Regions from separate parts of the Homo sapiens genome. Here region 2 is linked to region 1. Evidence: read pairs that join two places in POLR2A ChIA-PET (ENCODE). Cell type or tissue: GM12878. All regions are shown on one strand. Region 1 overlaps TENT4A (terminal nucleotidyltransferase 4A). Region 2 overlaps LINC02145 (long intergenic non-protein coding RNA 2145).

Region 1 (4,000 bases):
TCTACAAAATGAAAATAGTAATATTTGCCTCAAAGACTATTATTTGGGAGGATCTAGTGCAAATGTTAGTAATGTGGATATTGTGTAGTGTCCCAGGATATTAATGTTTTTAGCCTCTTGGCTTTTATTCTGTATTGTTGCCCCAAAAGATGATGCTCACTTATCTTTCATCCAGTGTAAGGATATCTGGAAAGACAACAGAAAGTATAGCTGTTTTCATTTCAAAAGTGATCAGCTGCTTGAGCTAGCAAGCAAGGCTTGCACTAGCTTCCAGGCGCAGTCACGCAGTTTCACAGCAGGCGCGGTTCCCTCGGAGCACCCAGAGCTGCCCTGCGGTAGTCAGCAGTTGTGCTGTGGCTGCACTGCCAGGCTGGGTGGCAGGTGGATCGGAGCCAGCAGATGTGGCTCAGGAAGTGCCTTCTTGGCCTCTCCTTAATCTCTTTCAGAGTCTGTGGGCCCTTGATTGCACTGTGGGTTGTTTCAGACTCCAGTATTAGGAGACTGAACCCCTTGGTGGTTTTTTTGTGTGTGTGTGCTGAGCTGGGTTGAGGACATGTTAAGCAGGTGGGGTGCCTCCCCTGGGTTTGCTCCGGGTGGTACCTGTGGTGTGGGGTGGTTCTGAGTAGTTCTGGCCCCACTGCTGGAGTATCTGCCCACTCAGTTTGTGAGATGGCAGGGCTTCATCCTGGTCTGGTGCCTCATTTTCTTCTTTAGCAGTGGGCTTAGAACCAATGCAGATTCCCAAGTTAAGTATTTTTTCTGTAGCTTAATTATTACAGGCTTCTGGTACCTAAGCCCTTTCTTACTTTCTGTTCTGAGGGGAAGAGAAGATAATGTTGTTTCTCCGCCCCCCCCCGGAGTGGCCCCAGGACCTTGCATGGCATTTGCAGCATTTGCAGCGTGCTTGGGTTTGCTTTACTAGGGTGAAAGTGTTGCACCCCCCAGCACCCACAAAGGCACCTCTGCTCACACTCCGGTGAGGTTCTGACTGGCCCTGGGACATCACCTGCTCCAGGATCCTATGTGGCTCATCCCAGGAGAGATGTGGGAGGGAAGGGGAAAAAAGGCTTACATTTGCTGAGTGGAATTCATGTAGATCTGAGTTCCGCATTGATTCCTAAGCTGCAGAGCCCTTATGCCTTGGCTGTTTTGTGAATGTTAGTCGGTCTTAACCTTTTTCACCGAGTTAGCATTGGCTGTCTCAGGAGGCTCACAGCTCCTGCTCCTCCTCCAGGGGAGTGCGCCCTCCTCCTCTGTCGGTAGCTGTCAGGTGCCCCTTTCCTCTGCAGCAGACTGTCCTGGGTCCTTGCCTGGCCTTCCCCTTACACGTGAGCCTGCAGCTTCATTCACAGCCCCTGTGTAGAAAGATAGGCACATCGATAGGTCCCTCCCTGCCCAGAGTGGGCGGAACTGAGGCAGGCACTAAAAGCAGCTGACTGGCAGCCCTAGAAACATGAAGGGTTTCATTTATAGTTTCAGTCCTTTTCCTTCTTTCGAGCCTTAATTTAAAAAAAAAAAAAAAAAAAGCCTTGAAGTCCTGCTTCTGAGTTTTCTAATTTGTGCAGGTATTAGTTGCCTTGTAACATAATCAAAAATAAATAAAAATGATTTATAATTAGCTTATTAACTGTATCAGTAAATGGATACTTTAAAGAGGATCATTGATCCCTCAAAATAGAAGCAATGCAGTCATTCCCTCATTATGCTTTACTTGTGATTTGCTTACAACCCACTCTTCCTAGTTAAAGTTAAATATTAATCCAGACCCTATCAGTGCGATGTAGTAGTGTCTGAATCAGTTGTTGTTTTGGTGTAATCGTATCAAAGCATGTTATAAAATCTACAAAATTGCAGGGTTAACTCCAAATATTTTCACTAAGGTATTGTTTTTTTGGGCAAAAATGCATAGTGAACATTGTGGAGCTGAAGTGAGGGAACTTCGATTTCTGAGAAACCACTAGTTTTAAGGGTTTTGAAGGAAGAGTTGGAGGAGGAGAGGAAGAGAATAAATTCACAGTTAATGAGTTTCCAGTATTTTCTGTCGCATTTTACGTTGTAATGGAAAAGACTGGGAACTGAACTCACATGCAGTTTGTCAAATCACTTTTTCCCTAGAATTCAGGATTGATGAGATTAACGGGGTGTTAAAGGTAAACTGAGGCACATAATTAACATGGACAGAACTGTAGACCTGAGTGTTGAGAGTTGGGAAATTTCAGTGAGTTGGGAAGACTGGAAGCACCTGTTCTTCAGAGTGCAGGTCCTCATATTCAGTGGGTTTAAGGTGCTGAAACTTTTTTTTTTTTTTTGAGATGGGGTCTTGCACTGTTGCCCAGACTAGAGTGCAGTGGTGTAATCACCACTCACTGTAGCTTCGAATCCTGGGCTGTCAGCCTATCCTCCCACATCAGCCTCCTGACTAGCTGGACTGCAGGCCTGGGCCAAAACTCCTGGCTTGAAACTTCTTGTAACCAGATTGGAGGAGGAGGGCATGTTCATTTTCGTGACGTTTCCTTTCCCTTAAACATCCAGTGAAATCTGACCTTTGACCATCACTTTGCTTAAAAGAAGCTACTGGATTTAAAGTCTAGGAGAATGTCCTAGACAAGCCCATAGTATGTTCCTGTATGTTCCCCACCCAGAGACCTGCGTTATGAAGTGTTTGGTGTGCTTCTTCCAGCCCCACTGTTCTTTCTAAAGTGTTTTATTTTACATACGCTGTCCTGGCTTCTGGGCTATGACCTTTGCCTTTTTTGCCCTTTAGTTCCTTTGCCCTTTACCTACTGCAGTGCAGCTGCCTGTCCTTGGGTTGACTACAAAGAAGTCACCTTTGAACAACTTAGAAATTGTGACTTTTGGGGAAGGCAGGGCAGAGCCTTGGGGCTGAGATGGGGGAGGAGCCAGCTCTGCCCTGGGAGAGATACAAAGCGCCTGCCTGGGTGAGGCAGTGCACGGGTGGGCTTGCTTCACCTCTTTGGCCCCAGCTTCAAAACCAGCCAGTCCTCCCTGGCTTTGGCTTTAATTCACATTTACAAGCTTGAAAACCAGTTAATCCCATTAGCTCAGCTTCTAAAGCTGAAAATCGTCCCCTAAATGGGTCACCTGTTGTCATCAATAGCTTTATTAGCTATGGAATAATATAGTTTTGTTCTCTAACTGTAGGATCCTTCTTTTGCTCTTAAAATAGCTCAGTAAGTTGGGTCTCATAAATACATACAGCAAGCATATACCAGATACTAAAATACAAAAACATTGCTGATCTTGCTTTTCAGTACTAAAAGCAGAAAATCGGGAATTTACTAAATTGAGAAGTCAGTCATTACCTTTCGATGGGTTTGGACTCTTGCAAGGCAGTGATTGTAAACGAGAGTGATCTTTTGTTGTTTTTCAATGAACTTTATTCTCTAATTTTTAGTAAAGCACACTAGGAAATAATGCTTCAGAATTCTGTTTTCGAGTAGTTTCCTGACTAAAATAAAAATTCACTAAAAAAAACCTCTGCTGTCACCATTTCCTTTTTTCTTAAGATAACTAGGAAATGAATCATTAAGAGTTTGCTCCGTGGCAATGGATCGGGAAGCTGACCCTGCTCTCTGTGGGGCTGGAGCCTTGCTAATGTCCCAGGATTTCACTTCACAGAGACAAGCATCAGAGGCTTGCTTCATTTATAGATCCTACTTCTTTTCTACACCACAGCCAACTCAAAATGGTGACAGAATCTAAGACGAGGCTAGAAGTCACCACGGAGCAGTTGGAAGCTCTGCTTCCGGTTCTGGGGGCAGTGTTCCTGGCGTTGTGTCCTTTGGCCCCACCTCAGTTTGTCCGTTTAGCTCCTCAGCTGAGAATGAGATGTGTATCATATAGGAGTTTCCTGGGCCACTCACAGCCCCAAGCTGGAGAGTGCCAGCCTAATGTGTCAGGAGTAGGGGGTGAGGCCAGAGGGCTGTGTGCCAACTCCTCCCTAAGAAGCCTCCTGGGAAAGCCCTCCCAGGCACTTCCC
Region 2 (4,000 bases), 410 kb before region 1:
ATGCAGAGTAGGTGCTCAGCGAAAGCTATGAAATGAACAGATGGCAAGAAAATTCCTCAGGAAGGAAGGGGCTTCATGAAAATGTCCTCTATGGAGCAAATATTTAAAATTAAGATAAAAGAAGAGCTCAAGATAAATATCATAAAACAACAGCGGGAGTTGGAAAAAATGAAGAAGAGCCAAATAGTAGCAGAGAAGCTGCCCCAGCTATGGAAAAGGAAGTCCCCACAAACAGATAGATGGGCACTGCTGGAAATACACTCAGAGACTGAGAGAGTTTTAAAAGAAAGAAAAGTGAGGTGGAAAGGACTAAATGTTAAAAGATGGCAAGAGTATACCAAAGATTGAAGACAAAGAAAATTCATTCCTCTTAATTGCCAAACTCAAAACTCCACCTCTATCCATATGTGCTCGGTCCCTCTTAATTGCTTCCTCTTCTGGGGAAACAAACGTAACCATGAGTGGACGCCCTAAGCTCCCAGGCCCTGCCCATCGCGTGTTCTCCTCCTGTTGGGAGTGGACACCCCTCCTGGCCACCCATCCCCACCTTCCTCCTGCTCCTGCTGAGCTGGACCTCAGCCTCTCCCACCATCGACTCCACTCCCGGGGGTGGCCAGTGCTGGCCAGCTATGGTGCACTTTGATTTCCCACAAATGTCCTGCCCCTCATGTGTCCGTGGACTGTGCCAGAGAATGAGGTGGGGGAGCAAAGGCCAGGGCTCAGGATGGGGGAGTCAAAGCCCAGGATGGAAACAGGTGGGTGAACAGGAATTTTTTTCACAACAAGGACACATCCAGGGAAGGGAGTCAGGGCCAGCAGCAAGGCTGCTGTGATGTGGCCTCTGGAGATTAGGATGGGGCATCCCCTTATCTCTCCTGTGAAAGGGGCCATATTGGCCTCAGAGCCTGGACAAGCTCGAGCCTACAGGTCAGGATTAATGGGGGTCTTGTCAGTGTATCCTACAACATTCTGGCTTGTAACTCAGTCCCCCTGCATAGGACATGTTTAATCAATGAACCAAAAACTGGGTGATGGGCTAGGGAGCAGGAGGGGACATCTTCAGTGGTGACTTTCCTCCACTGTGCATTGGGAGTTGCTGCCATCTCCTCAGTGGCCTGGAGTCCCTGTCCCCACGGACACATCAGCAAAGGGTCCTGTACCTTGGCCTGGAGCCTCCTGAGAAATAAAGACCAAACGGAAGCCTCGCCTTTTCTTCCACTCTGGAGAAGCTTTTGAGACCCCCAGGAGGGCCTTGGGCTCTAAATTCATTAACTCTGAAAGGGGCCCCAGATCCTAACCCTAATTCCTGCCTCCTGGCCCAAAGGGCCCTTCTGATGCCTTAAGTATGTGGGATCCTGATCCCAAGTACAGTATCTCCCTAAATAAAAGAGCTAATCTACCTTAAAAAGGTTGGCAACTAAGCTGTGCAAGCTTGGAATAGAGATATGCCTCTCCTCCCTCTTACACATGTTTGCCCATCTCCTTGGAGAGGCATGTTGGTTTTGAAAATGTTTGCACTGAGGTCTGTGGGCTGCAGCAAGGCACAGTGCAAGGTGCACACCACTTTCCTCTTGGAGCTCAAAATAGTCAGATACAAGTCTCTCTGTCAGGAAGACTGGCTGCCCTGCCTTCCTCGACCCAGAAAGGGACCATGGCCCAGTAGGCACCTTAGCACCACCCCTGGGTCTGCACTTCTCTCTAACTGCCACTTCTGGGAAAATCTGCCACCCGCTACAGCAGCGGAGACAGGAGATTGGTAAACCAAACCCTGGCATCCCGTGCTTTCAACCCAGATCCCCAGCAAATGTATCCTCTGATAGACAGCTCATTAGTGTCCCCTCCCCTCCCACTCCCCAATCCCCAGGCACATGGAGTCCAAACACCGACCTGCTATGTAGCTAGAAGAAGGAGGAGGAGGAGGAACAGGATGGGGGAGAAGAAGAGGAGGAGGAGGAGACAAGAGTGAGTAGACAGCTTAGTTTAAAATAATAAAACCACCTAGAGCCCTTTGATTGGTCAGGACTAAGCTATCTCAATATGCAGTAGGAAGCTATGCTTGATCAAATGGTATGAAAAATGGCTCAGCAGCATCTGCAAGGTGGAGCCCTCAGCAATCACAGTTATGGGCTTGCCCAGCCCTCTGCTGACGTGGGCAGCCACTTTCTTAGATTAAAATGTGCTGGTCTGTGGAGAGCAACTGGGTGGGCAGTAACACTGAAGCCTGGCTCTTTTGAATTCTCTGTCCATCCTCCCCTTCTGATTGTGACTCACATACAGAAGTGTGTGGCGAAACAGGCAAAATGCAAGACTGGCACTTTCACGTTTATCTAGAGGCTTTGCATTGGGAGCTTGGCAACTCCATCCTGTGACCCAAGCCAGGGAGCTGTCTAGCCCTGGGAAAGTGGCTGAAGGCTGCATTCTCCTCACCTACTCCAGGATGCTGTGGCATGCCTCTCTAAGCCCAAGGAGAAACAGTGTGTGCAGTGGTGAAGTCATCACTATACTATTATTGTCCTAAACTTACAACCTCTTGATTTATTCCTCCCGCATTCATAGAAAGAATAGAGCAATTTCAATATTGCTATAAATTCTTCTGCTCTCATAGAAGGGTTTAATCAAGCCACTTCCATCTGTTCTTTCTCCCAAGATGGCAACAAAATCATTTTCTGCCTATAAGAAATAACTTTGGAGGAAAGTCCTGGATACATTCAAAATACACCAGAAAGTTCTCAAAGTTAGATTTGTTAGTTTCTGAGATTGTGAGCTGTTCTGAATCCTGCAGTCCTGGCAGAGGGGACCAAATGCTCACCAAGAACCTGAGACTCTCCACACTTCACCAAGCCCGGAGTGCACTCTGCACCAGATTTGATAACTGGCCTCTGGAGAGGGCAGGGTGGGAAGGAATCAGCCCAGGCACTGTAGGCGTTCTGGGGGAACGTTGCTCCATCAAAGAACTGTGGGTGCATGGGGAAAAGTGCTTCTCCTAGAGCTCTCCATCGCAGTCCAGTGAGATGCTCTGAGCAAGGAGTCTGCCTGTGGAGCCCCTCACACCACACCTTCTCTCTCACTCTTGACACCCACAGCGCAGTCAGCACACAATGGCTCTGACATAGGGATAGGGAGGCGGACCTTGGTAAACATACTTCCTTTGGAATTGCATCGCTGTTCTAGACTCAAGGGAGGCCCTGTGTGTGTCTGGATCAAAGCTTATCTTCCTCTAAGACTCCTGTATTTCCTTTTCTATTTAACGAACAACTGGCTGGGCACGGTGGCTCAGGCCTGTAATCCCAACACTTTGGAAGGCCAAGGCTGTTGGATCACTTGAGGTCAGAAGTTCGAGACCAGCCTGGCTAACATGGTGAAACCCTGTCCTACCAAAAATATAAAAAATTAGCCAGGTGTGCTGGTACACACCTGTAATGCCAGCTACTTGGGAGGCTGAGGCAGGAGAATCACTTGAACCCGGGAGGCGAAAGTTGCAATGAGCCGAGATGGTGCCACTGCACTCCAGCCTGGGTGACAGAGTGAGACTCCGTCTCAAAAAAAAAAAAAAAAAAACAAAAAAATCTGCATTCCCTTTGTCCAAGAATATTTCAGCTCTGCTTTACCCCTTGCTATGATCTGAATGTTCATGTGCCTATGTTGAAATTCTAAGCTGCAAGGTGATGGTATTAAGACATGGGGACTTTGGAAGGTGGTTAGGTCATGAGGGTGGAGCTCTTATAAATGGGATTAATGTCCATAAAAGAAGCCCTAGGGAGACCCTCACTGCTTCTGCCCTTGAGAAGACAACCATCTATGAGGAAGTGGGTCCTCACCAGACACCAAGTCTGCCAGCACATTAATTTTGGACTTTCCAGCTTGCAGAACTGTGAGAAAGAAATTTCTGTTGTGTATATGCCACCCAGTCTATGGTATATCATTACAGCAGCCAAGGCTAAGACACATCTAAATGTTACTTATCTAAACAACAATACTTTTCTGGCCAGTGGATGTCAGA

The links. ChIA-PET counts read pairs that join two places held together with the same protein. Peaks named below come from ENCODE experiments on the same cell type or tissue, not always from the same donor. Only the 100,000 strongest peaks of a DNase experiment are listed, where the experiment ranks them.
Region 2: POLR2A ChIA-PET joins it to region 1 with 7 read pairs; 2 of 35 experiments call an interaction of 5 or more read pairs at or near these places.

The regions. Positions count from the first base shown.
Region 1 is chr5:6,729,249-6,733,248 of GRCh38, forward strand. The region is part of intron 1 of TENT4A (terminal nucleotidyltransferase 4A); the gene reads left to right. Among named protein-coding and RNA genes, the nearest start is that of TENT4A, 18 kb to the left of the region's middle. In GM12878, no CTCF peak of the experiment used is centred here; no DNase peak of the experiment used is centred here; H3K4me3 peaks cover 1,369 bases; H3K27ac peaks cover 2,738 bases.
Region 2 is chr5:6,315,157-6,319,156 of GRCh38, forward strand. The region is part of intron 1 of LINC02145 (long intergenic non-protein coding RNA 2145); the gene reads right to left. Among named protein-coding and RNA genes, the nearest start is that of LINC02145, 20 kb to the right of the region's middle. RefSeq lists a silencer at 575-800. In GM12878, no CTCF peak of the experiment used is centred here; no DNase peak of the experiment used is centred here.